Linked DNA regions of Mus musculus: region 1 is linked to region 2. The links are chromatin loops, found by intact Hi-C in ENCODE. Cell type or tissue: left cerebral cortex. All regions are shown on one strand. Links, peaks and the distances in the headings refer to the core of each region. The heading gives the core; the rest is flanking DNA.

Evidence for each region. A loop is a pair of places that touch in the nucleus more often than their neighbours do. Peaks named below come from ENCODE experiments on the same cell type or tissue, not always from the same donor. Only the 100,000 strongest peaks of a DNase experiment are listed, where the experiment ranks them.
Region 1: a loop joins it to region 2, with 2.1 times the contacts of the local background. A loop is called at or near these places in 5 of 42 quality-filtered maps.

The regions. Positions count from the first base shown.
Region 1 is chr14:52,274,189-52,283,894 of GRCm38, reverse strand. It overlaps Rab2b (RAB2B, member RAS oncogene family), which reads left to right and starts at 4,500. Exons shown (of 8, transcript NM_172601.3): 1 at 4,500-4,699; 2 at 4,910-4,981; 3 at 8,385-8,452. The coding sequence starts at 4,654. It overlaps Tox4 (TOX high mobility group box family member 4), which reads right to left and starts at 4,749. Exons shown (of 10, transcript NM_023434.3): 1 at 4,663-4,749; 2 at 4,239-4,507; 3 at 4,006-4,074. The coding sequence starts at 4,244. Gm23758 (a small nucleolar RNA gene) reads right to left here and starts at 7,364; the gene lies at 7,275-7,364. In left cerebral cortex, for the core only: a CTCF peak has its summit at 4,438 (motif pointing left); a DNase peak (open chromatin) is centred at 4,427; H3K4me3 peaks cover 2,175 bases; H3K27ac peaks cover 1,155 bases.
Region 2 is chr14:52,190,018-52,199,723 of GRCm38, reverse strand. Supt16 (SPT16, facilitates chromatin remodeling subunit) reads left to right here and starts at 2,485. Exons shown (of 26, transcript NM_033618.3): 1 at 2,485-2,639. The coding sequence starts at 2,574. Chd8 (chromodomain helicase DNA binding protein 8) reads left to right here. Exons shown (of 38, transcript NM_201637.3): 38 at 572-1,573. The coding sequence ends at 1,132. In left cerebral cortex, for the core only: a CTCF peak has its summit at 3,884 (motif pointing right); DNase peaks (open chromatin) are centred at 2,266, 2,435, 2,981, 3,890 and 1 more place; H3K4me3 peaks cover 2,293 bases; H3K27ac peaks cover 1,207 bases.

The sequences.
Region 1 (9,706 bases), core at 728-8,727, 84 kb before region 2:
TAAAATGCAATTGAAAATAAAAATAAAGATTGCTTAGATACTGATTGAAGGAGAGGCAGAAGAGATGACTCAGCAGTTAAGAACATTTGCTGCTCTCTGAAAAGGACGCAGGCTCAGTTTTCAGCACCCACTCTGCTCACAACTATCTTTAACTCTAGCCCCAGGGATCAAATGCCTTCTGTCCTCTGCCTGCACACAGACACACAAACCATGACAACTAGCATCCGTCCTCTCCTCTCTTCTCATCTCCCTGTGCTTCTCTATCCTCTTCCCTCTGTCCAGAGGTTCAATCAGAAGCTCCCACATACTAAGCAAAAACTCTAAAAATGACCTATATACCAGCCATCAAGGATTTAGAAAAACAGTTTTATCAGTGCTGGAGAGATGCCTCAGTGGTTTAGAGCATTTGCTGCTCTTCCAGAGGACCTGGGTTCCATTCCCAGCACCCACATGGTGGCTCACAAACGTGTATAATGCAGACCCAAAGGAATCTCTTGTCCTCTTCTGACCTCCACAGGCACCTGACATGTGATGCACAGACATAGATACAGGCACAACACCCATACACAAAAAATCTCTCCAGCCCCTATAATGATATATTTGATATAAAGAAGTTCTTAACTTGAACACCGTCCATTTTTTCCTATTAATTTATGGCTAATACTCCATAAGGGCAGCTATTTTCTTTTTGACAATACAAAACAAAATAAAACAAAAAACCAAAATAAAAACCAAGCAAACTTGAAAAATGACTGTTCTTCAAAAAGAATTGCTTTAAAAAGATCACCTATTTTTAGTGATGGCTTACAATAAGGCTGGAAACAACAAGACCCATACATTCACTAACATGAAGATTAAAAGCCAGGCACGGTGGCATATATTTTAATCCCAGAACTCAGGAAGCAGAGGCAAACGAAGGCCAGCCTAGTCGCATAGCAAGTTTGCTGTCAGCCAAGACTACACAGTGAAACGATTCCTCTCAAACTAAACAAAGACATAAAGTTTAAAAATTCACTGAGAGGCAGGAACAAGTAGGTGCACAAGTTGTAAGTAACAAGGACACAGTCAAGGCCTAAAGGAAGCTCCTGAAACGGACCTTAAAGCTTAGCTGAATGTTCCCTCCTCTCAACAGCTACACCAGGAGCCAGAACAGAACAGAAACAAAGGGCAGAAGCAAGCCTTGAAAGTCCTCCCTTTTTCCGTCAATGCTGGGTCAAGGGTCCAGCACACAGTAGGCCAGTGCTTCGCTATCTAGTCCCTGTATGGTTTTTTTTTAAATTTATTTATTATTATACATAAGTACACTGTAGCTGTCTTCAGACACTCCAGAAGAGGGTGTCAGGTCTCATTAGATGGTTGTGAGTCACCATGTAGTTGCTGGGATTTGAACTCAGGACCTTCAGAAGAGCAGTCAGTGCTCTTAACCCCTGAGCCATCTCACCAGCCCCGTCCCTGCATGTTTTAAAGGGCCATCCCTCATGCTGTTAGCTTTTGATCAACGTCAGACTGGTAGGAAAAATTGAAAGCTGTATTTACCTTTTTTTTTCCTTTTTTGGAGACATGGTCTATGTAATTTTGAATTTAAAGAGATACACATGGGGTGGGGGTGGGGGAGACTGGAGAAATGGTTCAGTGGTTAAGAGCACTGACTACTCTTCCAGAGGTCCTGAGTTCAATCCCCAGCAACCACATGGTGGCTCACAACCATCTGCAATGAGATCTGACGCCCTTTTCTGGTGTGTCTCTCTGAAGAGATCAACAGTGTACTCGCATAAATAAATCTTAAAAAAAAAAAAAAAAAAAAAGACACACAACTCTGTCTCCCAAATGTTGGAATTAGGATTAAAGATGTGTACCACTACACCCAACCTTGTGTTTACCTTTTTTTTTTTTTTTTTTTTTTTTTTTTGGTTTTTCCGAGAGAGGGTTTCTCTGTGTAGCCCTGGCTGTCCTGGAACTCTGTAGACCAGGCTGGCCTTGAACTCAGAAATCCACCTGCCTCGGCTGAGTGCTGAGATTAAAAGCGTGTGCCACCACATCCAGCCGTGTTTACTTTTAAAATGTACTTTCCTATAAATAAGGACAATGTGACTTACTGCACTCCAAACAATGAAATCAGACCATGGAGACCTTTTGGATGGAACTCGGAATAAAATCACCAAGTGTAAGACTTCGTTTCCTTCCTAATTTTGCCACTCATTTGAGTCATACCTCCCTTTGCTTAGGAGAATATTCAATAATATTAAGTTAAACAATAAACCAGCAGCCAGGAGTGCTAGAGTATGCCTTTAATCACAGGAAAGAGTTCTGTTCTGAATGGGAAGAACTCTTTACTGGAAAGGCAGAGGCAAGTGGATATCTTTGAGTTTGAGGTCAGCCTGGCCTACATTGTGAGTTCCAGGACAGCCAGAGCTATGTGAGATTGTCTTTTATTTAAAAAGAAAGAAAGAAAGAAAGAAAGAAAGAGAGAGAGAGAGAGAGAGAGAGAGAGAGAGAGAGAGAGAGAGAGAGAAAGAAAGAAAGAAAGAAAGAAAGAAAGAAAGAAAGAAAGAAAGAGAGAAAGAAAGAGAGAAAGAAAGAAAGAAAGAAAGAAAGAAAGAAAGAAAGAGAGAGAGAGAGAGAGAGAGAGAGAAAGAAAGAAAGAAAGAAAGAAAGAAAGAAAGAAGAGAGAGAGAGAGAAAGAGAGAAAGAAAGAGAGAAAGAAAGAAAGAAAGAAAGAAAGAAGAGAGAGAGAGAGAGAGAGAGAGAGAGAGAAAGAAAGAAAGAAAGAAAGAAAGAGGAAAAGAAAAAGGAAAGAAAAGAAAAAAAAACACCAAAAAACCAAACCAAACCAAACCAAAACAAAAAACAAAAAGCAAAAGCAACTAGCAATCACTCACTGTCAATCATCTCTCAACCATAACAATGTTCCCACAGGATAAACCGACACAACAGCAATGGATAACTACTTTTGGTGCAAACAACCGTGCAAATGAATTCACAGCACTTTGGGAGGTAGTATATAATCCTCAAAAGATGGACCAAGGCTCAAGTTCTCAAAAAAAAAATGGTAAAATTTCATACACTGCAGCTTTGACTTTCGCTTGCTCAAATAAGTTTTATGCTTTCTAATAGGAAAATCTGTCAACCAAAAGTTTTCCTGAATATCTTACAGCAGTGGCTCTCAACGTTCCTAATGCTGCATGGACCCTTTATTATGGTTCCTCATATTATGGTGACCCCCAACCATAAAATTATTTTCGCTGCTATTTCACAAATATAAGTTTGCTACTGTTATGAATCACAAAGTATCTGTTTTCCTATGGTCTTAGGTGACCCTTGTGGAAGGTCTTAGAACATCCAACAACCATTACTTCTACTTCACGCCATCTTTAAAAACCAAACCAAACCAAACCAAACCAAACCCTGTTATTATAGTCATTTGACAACTGGAATCCAAAGGTGACATAGTCAGTCTGTGATCACTGGGAAACAGGTGCACTCTACCCCCTTCTATGTTCTCTGGCAGCTATTTCTTTCCCTCTGTCGTTCTTTAGCCAAGCAAACAGATGCCACATCAGTAGGATGAACCACTTTTATCAGAAAAGACATTTCAAATAAAAGAGCCCCCTATAGAATTCAAGAAATAACAACTGTCCGAAGTTATTCCCTGCTGGATAAACAACTTTCTTTATCTCGATTTCTTTACTGAAAAAATTTTTTTTCTTTCTTGCTGTCTCCCAAGATTGTTAGTTATTTCACCCCCAACCAAAGAACAATTCCTTTCGTTCTTCCTATTCAGAACAGAAACTCCTCAAACAAGCCGTCTCTTCAACATCCTGGTTTCCTCATGACAGCCGCTTTCGGTTCTCCCCCACCCCCACCCCCTCCACAGTCCTTAGAGGAGCTCGAAGCCTCGGCCACTGTCCCCTCCAGCTCCCGCCAGCCCCCGCGCTCACCCCCACCGTCCTTCCCTAACCGCTGCCTAGGCCCTCCGGCGCCCCAGCATCAGCAGCTTTTGCTCACCTCGGCTCCTGACAGGAAAGGGTGCGAGGGCCCAGTGATCGTCAGGTAATTGTCATTTCCTCCGGGAAACTGTAAACCAAAAGAAAGCCGCGGTGGGTGAGTGAGCGGAGCAGTGGCGTGCTGAGACCCCAGCCCTCCCGAGCCCCCCTGGCTCCTCGCTGCCCTGCATTCCCGCTTCCGCTTCCCCTAGTCGGCCGCGAACCCTCATCAGCCCTCAAAGACTCGGCACCCACCTCCATCTTCACAGCACCACTACCAGCGACTCAGCGTCTCCGCGTCCGCATCGCTCCCACCGCCCCCACTAGGTTCCGAGCGCGTCACTTCCTCAAGGAGAAAGCGTCGCTCTCCGATGATTGGACCGAGTCAGGGACGCAACCAGTCTCGATCCCAGCTGCCCGAAGGGTCGCTGTCGCCCCCTGGAGCTTGGTGGGATAATGGCATGTAGAAGAGCACTGGGTGGCCCTAGAGGCGGCGTCCGGTACAGCCGATCCAGCGAAGATTTCTGGGGGAGAGCAATAGAGACGCAGCTTGAGCTAGAAGGGCTGGAGCGGAGGCAAATAAGGAGACCCGTAGATTGAGTGGCTAGAGAGGTCGGAGGTAAGTGGCTGTAGAAATCGGGAGGACCCGGAACACAGACGCCTCGGGACCATGACTTACGCTTATCTCTTCAAGTACATCATCATCGGAGACACAGGTAACCCGCCGACGGACCGCCTTCGGAGTTGGGGCGGGGATCCTACCTCCAAAATCGGCTTGGGGGCGGGGCGGGGTGAGCGGAGTTGCGCGGAGGGGGCGGGGCGAGCCCCGGGGGCGGGGCTCTGCCCCTGCCTTAGACCCTGTTCCCTGTCTGGGAGCCAGCGGCTTCCCGGGTGACGTGCGTCTAGTGAACACCGTTCTTTCGCAGGTGTGGGGAAGTCATGTCTCCTCCTTCAGTTTACCGACAAGCGGTTCCAGCCCGTGCACGACCTCACAATAGGTAAGCTATCCCCTCGTTCCAGAACAGCTAAAAGCTAGCTGCCAGAACTGCTAAAGGAGAAAGTTACAGTCTCAGTATTCTAAATAAAAAGTTACTTCTCGGCCGGGCGTGGTAGCTCGCGCCTTTAATCCCAGCACTCGGGAGGCAGGTGGATTTCAGAGTTCGAGGCCAGCCTGGTCTACAAAGTGAGTTCCAGGACATCCAGGGCTACACAGAGAAACCCTGTCTTGAAAAACCAAAAAAAGTTACTTCTCGCTACCTTGGTCTGAAATCATGGTATATGAAAAATGATAAAAGCTGGTAAGTGGAGGATAAATGATTGAAAGGTAACTTTAGAGATGGATGTAAGATACTAGTTGCCGTAGGATTTTTTTTTCTTCCAATGCAACTTGTATGTTTATGGAAAAATCCCACGGAAACATGACTGCTTATTAAACATCTCATCTGTATTTTGTTATTAACTACCAGCTTCACATGTTTTTCAACATAAACACCAACATAGGATTCTTTTAAGTCTGGAGAGGTAAAAGCCAATGTACGGACATTGCAGTTCTTCCTGCACAGACACCTCCTCTAATCTCTTCACCTTCTCTTCTTTTAGGAGCAAATAGCCTCAGATTCATTATATAACCCACACTGGACACAAACTCCCAGAGATCCTCCTGCATTAGACTCTCCCCCCCCCACCCCCTCGGGACAGGGTTTCTCTCTGTGTGGCCCTGGCTGTCCTGGAACTCACTCTGTAGGACAGGCTGGCTTCAAAAATCAGAAATCCGCCTGCCTCTGCCTCCCAAGTGCTGGGATTAAAGGCGTGCGCCACCACTCCCAGCCTCACGGACTTTCGTAATAAGTTTGTTTTTGCGCCGAGACTGGCTTTAAGCTTCCTGGGTAACCTGACCATGATTTTGACTTGATCGTCCTAAATGCTGGGATTAGATATGCACCACTATACTCAGCCTGTTTTTTAGTTTCTTACTCATTGAAATTACATTCTTATTGTTCTGAGAGAAAAAAAAAGTTGACAGTGATTTTTTTTTTCCAAAAAAATATCTTTTTGATTTTTGTTGAGGTAATAGGTATTCAGAACAGGTATTTCATATAGCACCTTAAAGTAAAAATATTTATATAGAGTATGAATTCCTCATGCTATGTACAAAATACTATTTTGAAAATAGAAAAGGGGATGAATTGTCTGCTTATGATGCAGTGGGGTTTTTGTTTTTTTGAAATATTGTCCTTGAAAGAGATGAATTTTGCCTAGAAATAGAAAAGTGTCAAAAGCTCTATCAGTTCGTCAGTTTCCATACTGCTTTAAGAGAGGCTATTACCAATGTACTCTGGAAATTATTGGTGATTGAAGGTATTTTGTCCTTGAAGACCTGTTCCTTAGGCAGCTTCTTTAATTGCCAATGAAAACAGTTTTAGAATTGCAGTTTAAGAAGTGCTGCTTCATACACAGAACTAGTCAGTACTCTGAGACACTGTCGCGAAATGCTATCAATGGGCTGGAGAGCTGACTCAGCAGTTAAGAGCACCGACTGCTCTCCCAAGAACAAGGGTTCAATTCCCAGCACCCATCATCCTCTGTCACTCAAGTTCCAGGGGATCCTTTGGGTTCTTCTGGCCTCCACAGGTACCAGCCACATACGTCACACATACTTAACATGCAGGCAAAACACTTAACTTTCAAATAGTTCAGAAGTTCTTTGAGCCTGACAGTGGTGGCGCACGCCTTTAATCCCAGCACTCGGGAGGCAGAGGCAGGTGGATTTCTGAGTTCAAGGCCAGCCAGGTCTACAGAGTGAGTTCCAGGACAGCCAGGGCTAAACAGAGAAACCCTGTCTTGAAAAACCAAAACCAACCAACCAAACCAGCAAACAAAGAAGTTCTTTGAAAACAATTGTAGAATTAAATATTACCTAGTCAGATTTCAGTGTAAGCTAACATTCCTAAGCATTTATTCATCTCTTTTAGTTTTATTTGTCCCAGAATTGTTATGTTCATTTTCTAGAAATTTTTTTCTATGAATTGTAGCTTTGTAGTTTATTTTATGAAAAACTTTCCTGTAGTGGCTTTTTTTTTTTTTTTTGAGACAAGAGTTTTTCTGTATAGCCCTGGCTGTCCTAGAACTTGCTTTGTAGCGGGTACACATTCTTCAGATGTTATTTGCAAATCATTACAGTAACTGCAGTGCCACTTTTCTTAAGGCTAATTCTTAAGAAGATCTAGATAGAGTCTCTGTCATTATAAGGCCTTAAAACAAATCAACTGGTTATATAATAAATCAAACTTAGTTTATTACTAGAATTTATAAAACCAGATCTAGGGAAAGAACTAACTCTGGTAACACATACGTGGGTTTTTCCCCCTCAGATCTTAAAAAAAATTTTTTTGTATATATGTGTGTTTGTATTTGCACATGTGTGTACAGGTGCCTATAAGGGCTAGAGATCATTGACCCCTCTGCAGCAGGAGTTACAGGTAGTTGTGAGCCACTGGACAAGGGTGTTGGGAACCAAACTCTGTTCTGCTCCAAGACCAAGTGCTCTCAACCACTGACCATATCTCCAGCCCCCAGCCCCCTATGGTCTTAATATAGCAAGTGTCATCCAGACTGTAAAATCAAAACAGTGAGACTACTTGTATTTATTTTATCTGAATGAGCTTTGTTCCCTTTTCTACATCTGAGTTATTCTTAAGTCATTATCACTTAGAATCCACTTGTTTCTTTTTGGTGAAAGGGATTAAACCTAGTGAGTTATGTTCTAAGTAGTTACACTATCGCTGAGTTATACCTGTAGCTGTAGGGTAATCTCAGGCCAACCCTGAACTTGCTCTGTAAGTCATGATGACCTTGAACTTCTTATCCTAGGGCTCCTACTGCCTTTACCTCATGAGGCCTGGGATTAGATCACTGCCATGCTCAGTTAAGGGGTTCTGGGGCATGCATGTGGATGTGCACGTGCATGAGTGTGCAGATGCCCATAGGGCCCAGAACAGGGTATTGGAGTCCTTGAAGTTGGGGTTACAGGCAGTTATGAACTATCAGATGAGGGTGTTGATACCCAATTCCAGTCCAAGAAGCACATACATGCTTTGCTTTAGTGCTGAGCCATCTCTCTAGTCCTGTGTCCAGTTTTATGTGGATCTGGGGATTGACTCCAGAGCTTCTAGGCAAGTCCTGTATCAAGTGAGCTACATGTCCAGTCAGTGGGTTTTTAATTCTAGAAAAGAAACTAAAAGGAACACAAATTCAATTGGAGCAATAACCACTGTCGGGCTGAATGTCAGTGAGTGATGACAAAGGACTCATCATTATAACACTGGGGAAAAGTATGTGGCTCTAGATGGACATGTATGTGTTCATTACAGTCATGTTCGTTCTCTTGTCTTTCACTGACAGGTGTGGAGTTTGGAGCACGTATGGTCAACATCGATGGAAAACAAATCAAACTGCAAATCTGGGATACGGTAAGAGAGGGCAAAACAATTTAGTACCAGACTGAGGCCCAGTTATAACAGTAAAAGCTAATGCAGCCTTGTGGAATGCTAGACACCTGTAGTTTTAAAACTATAGGATGAGCCGGGCGTGGTGGTGCATGCCTTTAATCCCAGCACTCGGGAGGCAGAGGCAGGCAGATTTCTGAGTTGGAGGCCAGCCTGGTCTGTGAGTTCCAGGACAGCCAGGACTACACAGAGAAACCCTGTTTCAAAAACACCAAAAAAGAAGAAAAAAACAAAAACTGTAGGATGAGGCAAGGAGCCCAAGAAAGGTGAAGCCAAGAGGGAATACATACTGAGATATTCAGGTCAAAAACAAAGCATCATACCTTTTTTATTTGAAATGATTTGACTCTCAGGTGGAGGATGTTTAAGACCAGCCTGGTCTACAAAGTGAGTTCCAGGACAGCCCATGCTATACAGAGAAACCCAGTCTTGAAAAAACATAGCAAACTAAAAAAGACTCAACTAATACAGTAAAAAATAAAAACTTATAAAAGTTTATGTAGCCAAAGGTGACCGTCCTCTTACATAAGGCCCTTTTCTGTGTCACACTGTTGCTGTTCTGCCAGAAGACCCCACTGTTAATGATTCAGGGTGTATTCTTTCAGACTTCTGTGCACTGAAATCCCTAAAGAATAGAATGTGTCAGCCAGGAGTGGTGGCGCACGCCTTTAATCCCAGAGCTGGGGAGGCAGAGGCAGGCAGATATCTGTGTGTTATTTTTTTTTTGTAGACCAGACTAGCCTACAAAGTGAGTTCCAGGCCAGCCAGGCTACAGAGTAAGAAAGACCCGTCTAAATTAAATAAAATGAATAAATAAATAGGTAGATATAGATGGATAGATAGGTAGGTAGGTAGATAGGTAGGTAGATGGGTAGATATGTAGACAGACAGATGCAAGTTAATGGTAGAGGTTTTTGTTGTTGTTGTTGTTAATTTAAATAATGTATGTATTGCCTGTGTGCTTGACAGTAAGTGCATGTGACCTGGTGCAAGTGGAAGTCAGTTTTGTGCAGTGGTTCTCTTTCCATCTTTTAAAGAAAGGTTCCCGAGGACCAAGCTCAGGTTGTCAGGTTTGCATGACAAGTTCTTTGCTTACCGAGACATCTTGCCAGCCCAAGATTTTTGTCTTCATTAATATTAATATGTATAGAATTGTGACAAGAGTCGACATAGCTGTGTTGTTTATATAGTAGTTTTGATATTTTGGAGACGTTTTCT
Region 2 (9,706 bases), core at 556-8,555:
CTTGAACTCTTGGCAACTCCGCCTTGCCCTCCAAAGGCTCAGAGCATGAACCACCACACCCAAAAGATAATGTTTATCAATGTGGAACATTTTTATTAAATTTGGTGAGAACTTTCCCATAATCTTCTTGGATATCCTAAGCTGATCTTGCTCAGCTATTATCGTGTAATAACAGAGGATAAATTTAAATAAATGTCTGTGTAGTTGTGCCGCACTTCACATAAGATCATGCCAACAAACTGTTCTCGGGCTACAATTAAGTCAGTTTTTCTGTACATGTACTGATTCATTCACTGTTTTACTCAGACCCCTTACTAGCAAAGGAAAAGGCATTTGTAAAAAGGTTGCAGAAAAGTATGAAGCAGGGGGAAAAACCTTACCGTTCACATGGCTATCAATATCAAATTCTTGATCTCACCCTCAGTAACACCTCCATTAACACTAATCAAGCCAAATCAGGCAAGCATTTCTAAGCTAGGACATATGTGGTTTCTGAGTCAAGTCCTATCTGTCCCCTTCCCCCACTCCCCCAACCTCCATCTTTTTACTGTCTTTTGTTCCTACCTCACAGGGTCACTATGCTGAAACTGCGTTCAACCGGGTTTTGCCAGGGCCTGTTGCACCAGAGAACAGCAAGAAACGGGTCCGTAGGACAAGACCAGACCTTTCTAAGATGATGGCCCTGATGCAGGGTGGAAGCACTGGGTCCCTGTCTCTGCATAACACCTTTCAACACAGCAGTAGTAACCTACAGTCTGTGTCGTCTCTGGGTCACAGCAGTACCACTTCTGCATCTCTGCCTTTTATGCCGTTTGTGATGGGTGCAGCAGCACCCCCTCATGTAGACTCCAGCACCATGCTTCATCATCACCACCACCATCCCCACCCCCACCATCACCACCATCACCATCCAGGCTTGAGAACCACTGGCTACCCTTCTTCACCAGCTACTACCACCTCTGGTACTGCCTTGCGGTTACCAACACTGCAACCTGAGGACGATGATGAAGAGGAGGATGAAGAAGATGATGATTTATCTCAGGGCTATGACAGCTCAGAACGGGACTTCTCACTCATTGATGACCCTATGATGCCAGCCAACTCAGACTCCAGTGAAGATGCTGACGACTGAAGCCCCATATAGACCCGTGATGGGTGGCTGCTGGAATCCCTTACTCTGGCCCTTGGACTTTGGAAATGTGGGAGGGGCAGGGAACAATATGGGGAAACCCAAGACTTCAGGAGGTGAAAAGAAAAAGAAAAAAACAAAAAACAAAAAAAAACAAAAAACTTGTACCCAATTGCTCCCAATTTTGAGAGGATTGGGTGGGCAGGGGAACTCCTAAAAAAAAAAAATAATAAATGACCACTTCCTCGTTTCTGGGGAAGCAAAGGAGCTTAGAGCAGCTGGTGTGCTCACCCCTCCCCAGACGCCTCCATTAACCACAGACTATGTAGCGCTGGCCCTAGCCTCTGGCAGAGCCTGTTCCTGGCCAAACTGTGGCTACAGCTGGAGGGTCAGGAACTGTTACCTTCCTTCCCCTTGGCATTAATAAATTTAAGTTAATCCTTTTCCATTCTTCCTATGTTCTGTTTCCTTAAACACAATATAAGTACTGTTTTTTGCTGCGTAATTTAAACACCATTCTCCTACAGTTCAATACTGTTGCAACTAATAGAAAAGCCATTTGTAGTCCTCAATAGGCATATATAATGGCGGGTTATCCCGTTTGTTAAAGCCAAGGAAATGATACAAGATAAAGAGGTAAAATATTTTGAATTGTACTTCACATTCTTAAACGAGGATTAATTTCAAGAGCCATATTTTTTTTTTCAATTAGTCAGGATAACTATTCTTGGGGAAAGCCAGAGAATAATGTGGCTTTTCATGAAATACAGCAAAAGTACACGCTGACAAAAAGGGTGCCTTCACAACTTGGGTCTTCGCGAGGCTGGAAAGAACTACAAAGTTTAGGAGCCACTCCGAGCCATTTGTTTCCTTCCACCCTACCGGCCCATCTCTTAAAGGAAAACAGAACCTTTCCTTCCTACTCTGCTGCCCACCGCGCAGCTTATTCGCGAAGGTGGGCTCCGTCCCTCTGGGGTGCAGTGTTTGGTTGAGAGTGCCTTCCCCGGGGCGGTCACTGGCCTGCCCTGGGGCAGAGGACTCACTCCTGCGCCTGGCTGCACGCGGGTCCCGCTCTTTCTGCTCCCCTCCCTCTGCCCGCCGCCCAGAGCGCCCGGAGCTCGGAAAGTGGGCGGGTCACGTGACGGGAGCCTCTGGCGCCGGAGAGAGCTTCCAGAGCCCGCGAGCCCGCGCTGCACCTCGGTCTGTTGACTTCACTTTTGCGTCCTCGGTTGCCCTTCCTCCCGCCACCCTACGGAACGAGCGGTGGGTTTGGTTTTTTCGCTTTTTAAATCTTCGACGCTCTAGGGACCCGGAAGCGGAAGGGGATACCGGGCGGTCGGTACTTCCGGGTCACAGAGAGTGCGGGATTCCGGGCCGAGCGCGGGTGGCGGAGCTGGGACCTCGCGTGATTCTCGGAGCCCGACGGGAAGCGGCGTCCAGGGCAATGGCTGTGACTCTGGACAAAGACGCGTACTACCGGCGAGTGAAGAGATTGTACAGTAACTGGCGGGTAAGGAGCCCCGCGCCCCCGGGAGCCCCACATCCCATAATAGCCTGCTTCCCGGCGCCCTTTTCCCCCTCAGCCAGAAACCTCCGGCTCCGCCGCGCTCCCGCCTGCCCCGGCAGCGTCCGGCTCGCCGCGCCGTGCTGCGCCTGCGGGGTCCGCACGCGCCTGGCCCGCCCCGCGGCCACAGCGGCCCGCCCAGGTCCCGCCACAATTACCGTTTGCGGGAAAGGGGCGCGAAAGCTGTGCCCGGAGCTCTTGGCGCTCCCCGCTCCCCGGCCTCTGCTGGAGTTGAGAAATGCTGCTCCCGCGCCCCGCTGCTTCTCCTTAGGCCCTGCGTGGGTCACAGACCCAGCGCTGGGAACCTGCGGGCTCTCCTAAGAATTAATTGATGGGACGCCTCAAAGCCGGTTTCCCATGTCGGCAGCATACCGGGGGCACGTGTTGAGGAAAACGCTGTGGAAGTTCCAGGGCTTCTCCAAAGATTGGGCAGTTTCCCTGTTTTATAATCATAATTTCAAACTTACTTTTTTGCTAGTTAACTTGTTAACTTCACAAGTGTTTGATTGATTTCATACTGTCTGAACGGTCTATCGTCTGGGCTCTGAACCTTGTGAGTGAGGGGAAATAGAACTGATAAAAAAGAAAGCCGAAAATGCTCTGAAAAAATACCAACTCCGGTTTCAGCTTTGTAAACTATCTTATACTGATTGGTCCTCTCCATTCTTGGCTCCTGCATGTAATCCCATGATTTCTGAGGCTGAGGCAGGAAAATGACTAGTTTCAAGCCTGCCTGTGCTTCATAGTGAGACTGTATCAATCGGCTCGTCATTTAGTAAATAAAATTGAACCTTTACTGAAGTCGGTTGTTTTTCCTGCCTCATCAGAAAAAAGCCTATGTATCTTTTAAGCAAGATGCATTGCGTGCTGAAAATAATATAGGGTTTTTCACTTTATTGGCTAATTTTTTTTAGATGACTTAGTGGTCTCTATCACAAAATTATATTGTTTGGTCCTGAGGATTGGCCCTACCACCACCTCTGTGTTTTACCATTAAGCTATATCCCTATCCAGGGAATATTTACTGTCACTGTGTTATGATGTATGCAATGATGATAATCAAAAGCCCCCGTTTCTACAGCCAGCCCTGAAATAATAAACTTTTAAAGCTTTTTTTTTTTTTTAATATTTATGGGTATTTTGCATTCATGTATGTTTGTGTATACCCTGCATGCATTGCCTGCGAAGGCCAGAAGAGGGCGTGGGATACCCTAGAACTGAAATTACAGAAGGTATTTAGTTGCTGTTTAGGTCCATGTGAAACCTGGTCTTCTGGAAGGGCAACCAGTGATTTTAACTACTGGGCATTTTTCTAGCCCCTTAAAAACATATTGGTGTTTTCTCTATTTCCAGAGTTCATCAAGCTATTTTTAAGGCTGTTACAGTAACATAGCTTTTAATTATAATTTTCATAACTTAACACAGCATGCTTTTGAGTAGAAAGGCTTGATACATTAAACTTTCATCTGAATGTCATCCTTTGGTATTGGGATCTTGGTGAAATATTTGCATCCAATGTATGTACATGTTGTGCTATGTAAGTCATCACAATACCTACTCCAATGTCATTGATGTGTGAGTATGAGTGCCACTGCTTATGTATAGAGATCAGAAGGCATCTTTGTAGAGTCATTTGTCTTCAAGTTATATATCTTTATTTGGGATCAGGAGATCGAAATAGCAAGCACCTTTATCTGCTGAGCCATCTCACCAATCTGTTTTCCATCATTCCTGAAACATTGAGTCTAATCCAGTCCTACCTTTTCTATTTTCAACATCAGAGCTGCTAAGAGTAAAATAGGTTTTCATTGCCTGTCTTGTTTCTGCTTTGGGAAATCCTAGGTGGTAGTGATAGATTATGAAAGTGGGTTACAGGATCGTCCTGTGGGTTTTCTATTTATGGGGTAGATTTCCAGCCTATTCATCATTGTGATTTTAATCATTAAATCAATTTATTCTGCTTACTGGGGGTTGAACAAAAATCTTTCCTAAATTTTTGGCTGTTTTAAGGAGTAAGGGGTACAGAGTTTTGGTATCTCTACTAATAATTTAAGAATTATTTTAGAACTGGGCATGTCTCAAAAAAACCAAAAAAAAAAATTATTATTTTACTAGACCTTTCTATGAACAGACCTCAGATTCCTTCATCTGCTTTTTGTCTTGAAGAATTACATGAAGTGCCAGAATTGCAGCTGTTTTCAAAAGAAATACTAACCCAATGCATTTGTTCATGTGGTTATTTGCCAGCTGTTAAGCTTGAGGTAGTGGGTAGCTGTGACCCTTCCCCCAAAAAAAGAGTCCATTGCAGTGAGAATGGGTAAGCTGTAGTATCAGATCTTTTGTGCTGCTTCCTACCATTTGCTGAGATTTGATTATGGCTGTCTTTTCTTTTTCAGAATTTTCTGAGAGTAGGCAGATATTTTCATAGTTTCAGATTTTTTTTAAAAACTTAGTTCCTGCATTACTTACTTTAAGCAAAGCAGTAAGTTACTTTGATTTATCTCCATGTGTCTCTGTTTTCTGTTAGAGTTTCTGGCCTTAAACTCTCAGAGGTCCGCCTCCCAGAGTGCTGGGATTAAAACACCGCTCCTGGCACCACAACAGGTTTCTCTTTGGTCTTTTATTCTAAAATTCTGACATTCTGTTTTATTTGTTTACTTTCTTTTACTCCTTTTCCATAGTGTTTCCTCAGCCAGGTTGCTCTGTGGGCCTGTTGAATCATGGGATGTTTCAATGCTGGATTGCCTCTATTCTTTAGCTCCTGATTTTGTTGTTTTGATTTTTATGTGAATAAGTGGCTTGCACGCATGCATATTTATCTTTTCATGTGCCAACTTCATGCAGGCAGTGTTGTGTCCATGGTGGCCAGAGAGAGGCATCCGCTGCTCTGGAACTGGAGATCATGCTGTTGTGAGCCACCATGAGGTTGCTAGGAACCAGACCTGGGGCCTCTTCAAAGCAGGAAGTGTGCTTGGAGGAGAGGGGGAGTAAAGGCTTACAGTGTTTTTTTTGTTTTTTGTTTTTTTAAATGTTTCATAATAATTTTTTTAAAGATTTATTTATTATTTTATGTAAATACACTGTAGCTGTCTTCACACACTCCAGAAGAGGGAGTCAGATCTCGTTACGGATGGTTGTGAGCCACCATGTGGTTGCTGGGATTTGAACTCTGGACCTTCGGAAGAACAGTCGGGTGCTCTTACCCACTGAGCCATCTCACCAGCCCCAAGGCTTACAGTTTTATTGTGGTCTCATTGATAAGTCAGTTAAAAATAAGTAAAAGCTTATTTGTTATTTTATCATTACAAAATAGGCTTAGAGCTGGATCACGTGGCCCTTTTTCTCTTCTTGTCTCTGCTCTCATCCCTTACTAGTGGCATTCCCTGAGGCCTGCATCTGGGCTCTGCACACTGAGGTCTCAGCAGTCTTTAGAGTTTTCACCTTTTTGTGGAAAATAGGCTTAGTCTGTACACCATAGACACTCCATTTCCTGCTATAACACCGCATTCTCTGGCCATACAAAGAATCATTGCCCTTGCACTGTGTCACCTTGTGGGGCAAGTGCTTACTACTTCTTGTAGAAAGTCTCTGCAGGTCTTAGAAACAATTCACAGAAAGTTTTGGCACAGAAAGTGTGACAACCATTAAAATGTCCTCCAGCCCCTGTCCTCTTCTTTTTGTTTTGAGAACAGTTTATCCAGAAGTTTTAAAAGTAGGGTAGGTAGGAAGTAAATTTCATAAGTCATATTTTCATGTGTTATTTTTATATCTTAAATGTGTTATTTTATGATAGGTAGATTTCTACCACTCTAATAAAATCTGAGATATACTAAGGAAAAGCTCACTTTTGGGTTCGTGTTCTCAGAAGTTTGAATTCGTTGCACTTGGTCCCAGCAAAGCCAAAATACATGACCAAAGAGGCCTCTCATCTCATGGCATCCACAAAATGAGAAGGGATCAAGGTTAAAATATTCCCTTCAGGGGTATATCTTACCTCACTTGCTTCGACTAGACCAACCTTCCAAAGAGTCATGGGAGGAAGGGGGAGGTCAAGTTTTTGGCACAGGGACTTTTTTGAGATTTTATTTTAATTTCTGTGTGAGTGCATGTATATTCTGTGACGCTTGCATGCCTGGTGCCCACAAAGGTCAGAAGAGAGGGTCAGATCTTCTGAAACTGGAGTACAGATGGTTATGAACCATCAGATGGCTGTTACAGTTGGACTGCATTCTCTGGATGAACAGTCATTGCTCTTATATGCTAAGCCATCTCTTCAGCCCACTTTGAATTAAAGAATTCAGTGGACCAATAAAATGCCTCGGTAAGTAAGAACATTCACTGACTGAGAATGACAACCTGAATTCAATCCCCAGATCTTACCATGGAAAGAGAGAATGAACTCTGAAAAGTTGTCCTCTGGTCCCCACACATGTACCTTCTATGCACGGTATAATTATCGGACCAGTGAAACTGCTCAGTGAGGCACTTGCTTACAAGAGTGGCCACCTGAGCTCAGTTCCCACAAGCTGCACAAAGGAAAACTCCACAGGTTGTTTTCTGACCTCCTCACCTGTGCATTGTGTCATGCCACACATATACACATAATAAATATAGAAATTAAAATCTTCAATGGAGACCTTGTCCTAGAGTACTGCCGTAGCTTACTCAAAGCCAGCCTGGATTGTCCACACTAGCATTATGCAAAGGGTTGAGCAGGTTCCTCCCAAATACTTGCTGAGAGCCTTGCAGCTAAAGAAAATGATCCAAAAGGTTCAAATTGGTAGCTTCAAAAAACTCACTGTTGCCAGGTGTGGTGGCGCACACCTTTAATTCCAGCACTGGGGAGGCAGAGGCAAGCAAATTTCAGAGTTCGAGGACAGCCAGGGCTACACAGAGAAACCCTGTCTCAAAAACCAAAAAAAATGCTCACTGTTGAGGAAGCTGTGCAGAATGTTTCAGTGGCCACTGAAGTGTGGGTATGGTTTCATATTGGAGAGATCATGACATTGTGGATAATGTTTGAAGTCTAAACTTTGACTTACTACTTAAATATTCTTAGGCTGTGAACAGATCTATCCAGAGAAAAAGAAAAATTTGATAGACAAAATTCCTAAGTTGAGCAGGACATGGCAGCTCATGCTTTTAATCCCAACACTTAAGAGAGGCAGATGCAGGCAGATCTTTGTGTTCAAATAGGTCCCCCTTTCCTTTGCATTGATGGTGGTGTGGGCCCTCTTCAAATCAAGCCCACCTGTGCAATGCTGGGATTTGAGTTTCATTCCTACTTCATTGCCTGATATCCTGTCCACTAATTTTACACATTTGGGTTAAAACTGGCATTTTATCTTTAATTTTACTTTTTATCTTTTGTCTTCTACTTCCAGGAACTGTTTATTAACTTATTCTTTTCATCTTTCAGTGAGTTGCTTTTTACTTGTGTTGTTTATTTCTATCAGCTCCTGCCCTTATTTATACTTATGTGTTTACTACTCACTCCTATACTCAACAGCAGTTGGTGCTGGACTATAATAATGCAGGGCTGTTCATGGAGGGGAAGCTCAGCTGAAAGTCCTACACTGAGTGGCATTGTAGCTTTTATTGTGATGCAGCACACTATTTACATAGTTTTACATGTCTGTAGTAATATAAATAAAGAAATAAATCCAGGCGGTGGTGATGCATGCCTTTATTTAATCCCAGCTCTTGGGAGGTAGAGGCAGTTAGATCTCTGGATTTAAGCCAGCTAAGGTCTACAGAGCCAGTTCTGGGGTAGTTAGGACTACACAGAGAAATCCTGTCAGTCAGTAAATCAACCAGTCAATCTATATATGCAGCTAGTTCTGTGAAGTGTAGCATGTGCAGTTTTGCCTAGAAAACAACACTTGGTGATAGATAGGTGGTTCTGTCACTAGTTGTGTATTTGTTGCACTGTGTTTTTAGTGTTGCTTTGGTGTCCCTTTCCCCCCCCCCCTTTTTTTTTGAGACAGGAACTCCTGGAACTCAAAACTATCCTCTTGCCTCTGTCTCCCAGAGTGTTGGGATTAGATAAGCATGTGCCACCCACCCAGTTGTTGTACTTACTTTTAAATGCTCACTGGTGCTTGGAGTGATGGCTCAGCACTGGCTGCTCTCCAGTGCCCTCTTCTGGCCTTCATGGGCACCAGGTACAAGTGTTGTGCAAAGGCTGAGAAGCAAGCAAAGTACCTCCCATACCACTACTACTACTACTACTACTACTACTACTACTACTACTACTACTACTACTACTACTTTTCTTCTTCTTCTTCTTCTTCTTCTTTCTTCTTTCTTCTTTCTTCTTCTTCTTCTTCTTCTTCTTCTTCTTCTTCCTCCTCCTTCTTCTTCTTCTTCTTCTTCTTCTTCTCCCTCCTTCCTTCTTCTTCTTCCTCCTCCTCCTTCTTTTTCTTCTTCTTCTTCCTCCTCCTCCTTCTTTTTCTTCTTCTTCTTCCTCCTCCTCCTTCCTCTTCCTCCTCCTCCTCCTCCTCCTTTTCTGATGGCCCATATCTTGGGTCATGGGAATGGGAGGTTAGGAGTTCAAAGTCATCCTTGATTACATATGAGATTTGAGGACACTTTGGACTGCATGAAATCCTGTCTGGAAGGAAAATCCCTGTAAGCCAATGTGTTTGTATACCTTATTTTATTTGTGTGGGTGTTTTGCTGGCATGTATGTCTATGTTCCATGTTCATACCTAGTATCTGAGGAGCATTGCTCCCCCAGACGTGGAGTTACAGAACAGACAGTTATGAGCTGTGGATGAACCTTGTCCTCTGGAAAAGCAACCACTATTAATAACTGAGCCATCTCTGCAGCACCATCACACTTCTTAATTATAGCAAGAGACTATGTTCAGTGTTGTACTTGTACCATCTATATATCACCTAGCTTTGGAAGAACATGCTCATACAATAATGATGTCACCTAGTGCTCATTCCTCATCAGTTTTATCTCTGCTTTATTTCTTTCTCTTAAAGAAGCTTTTAATGAAAGATTT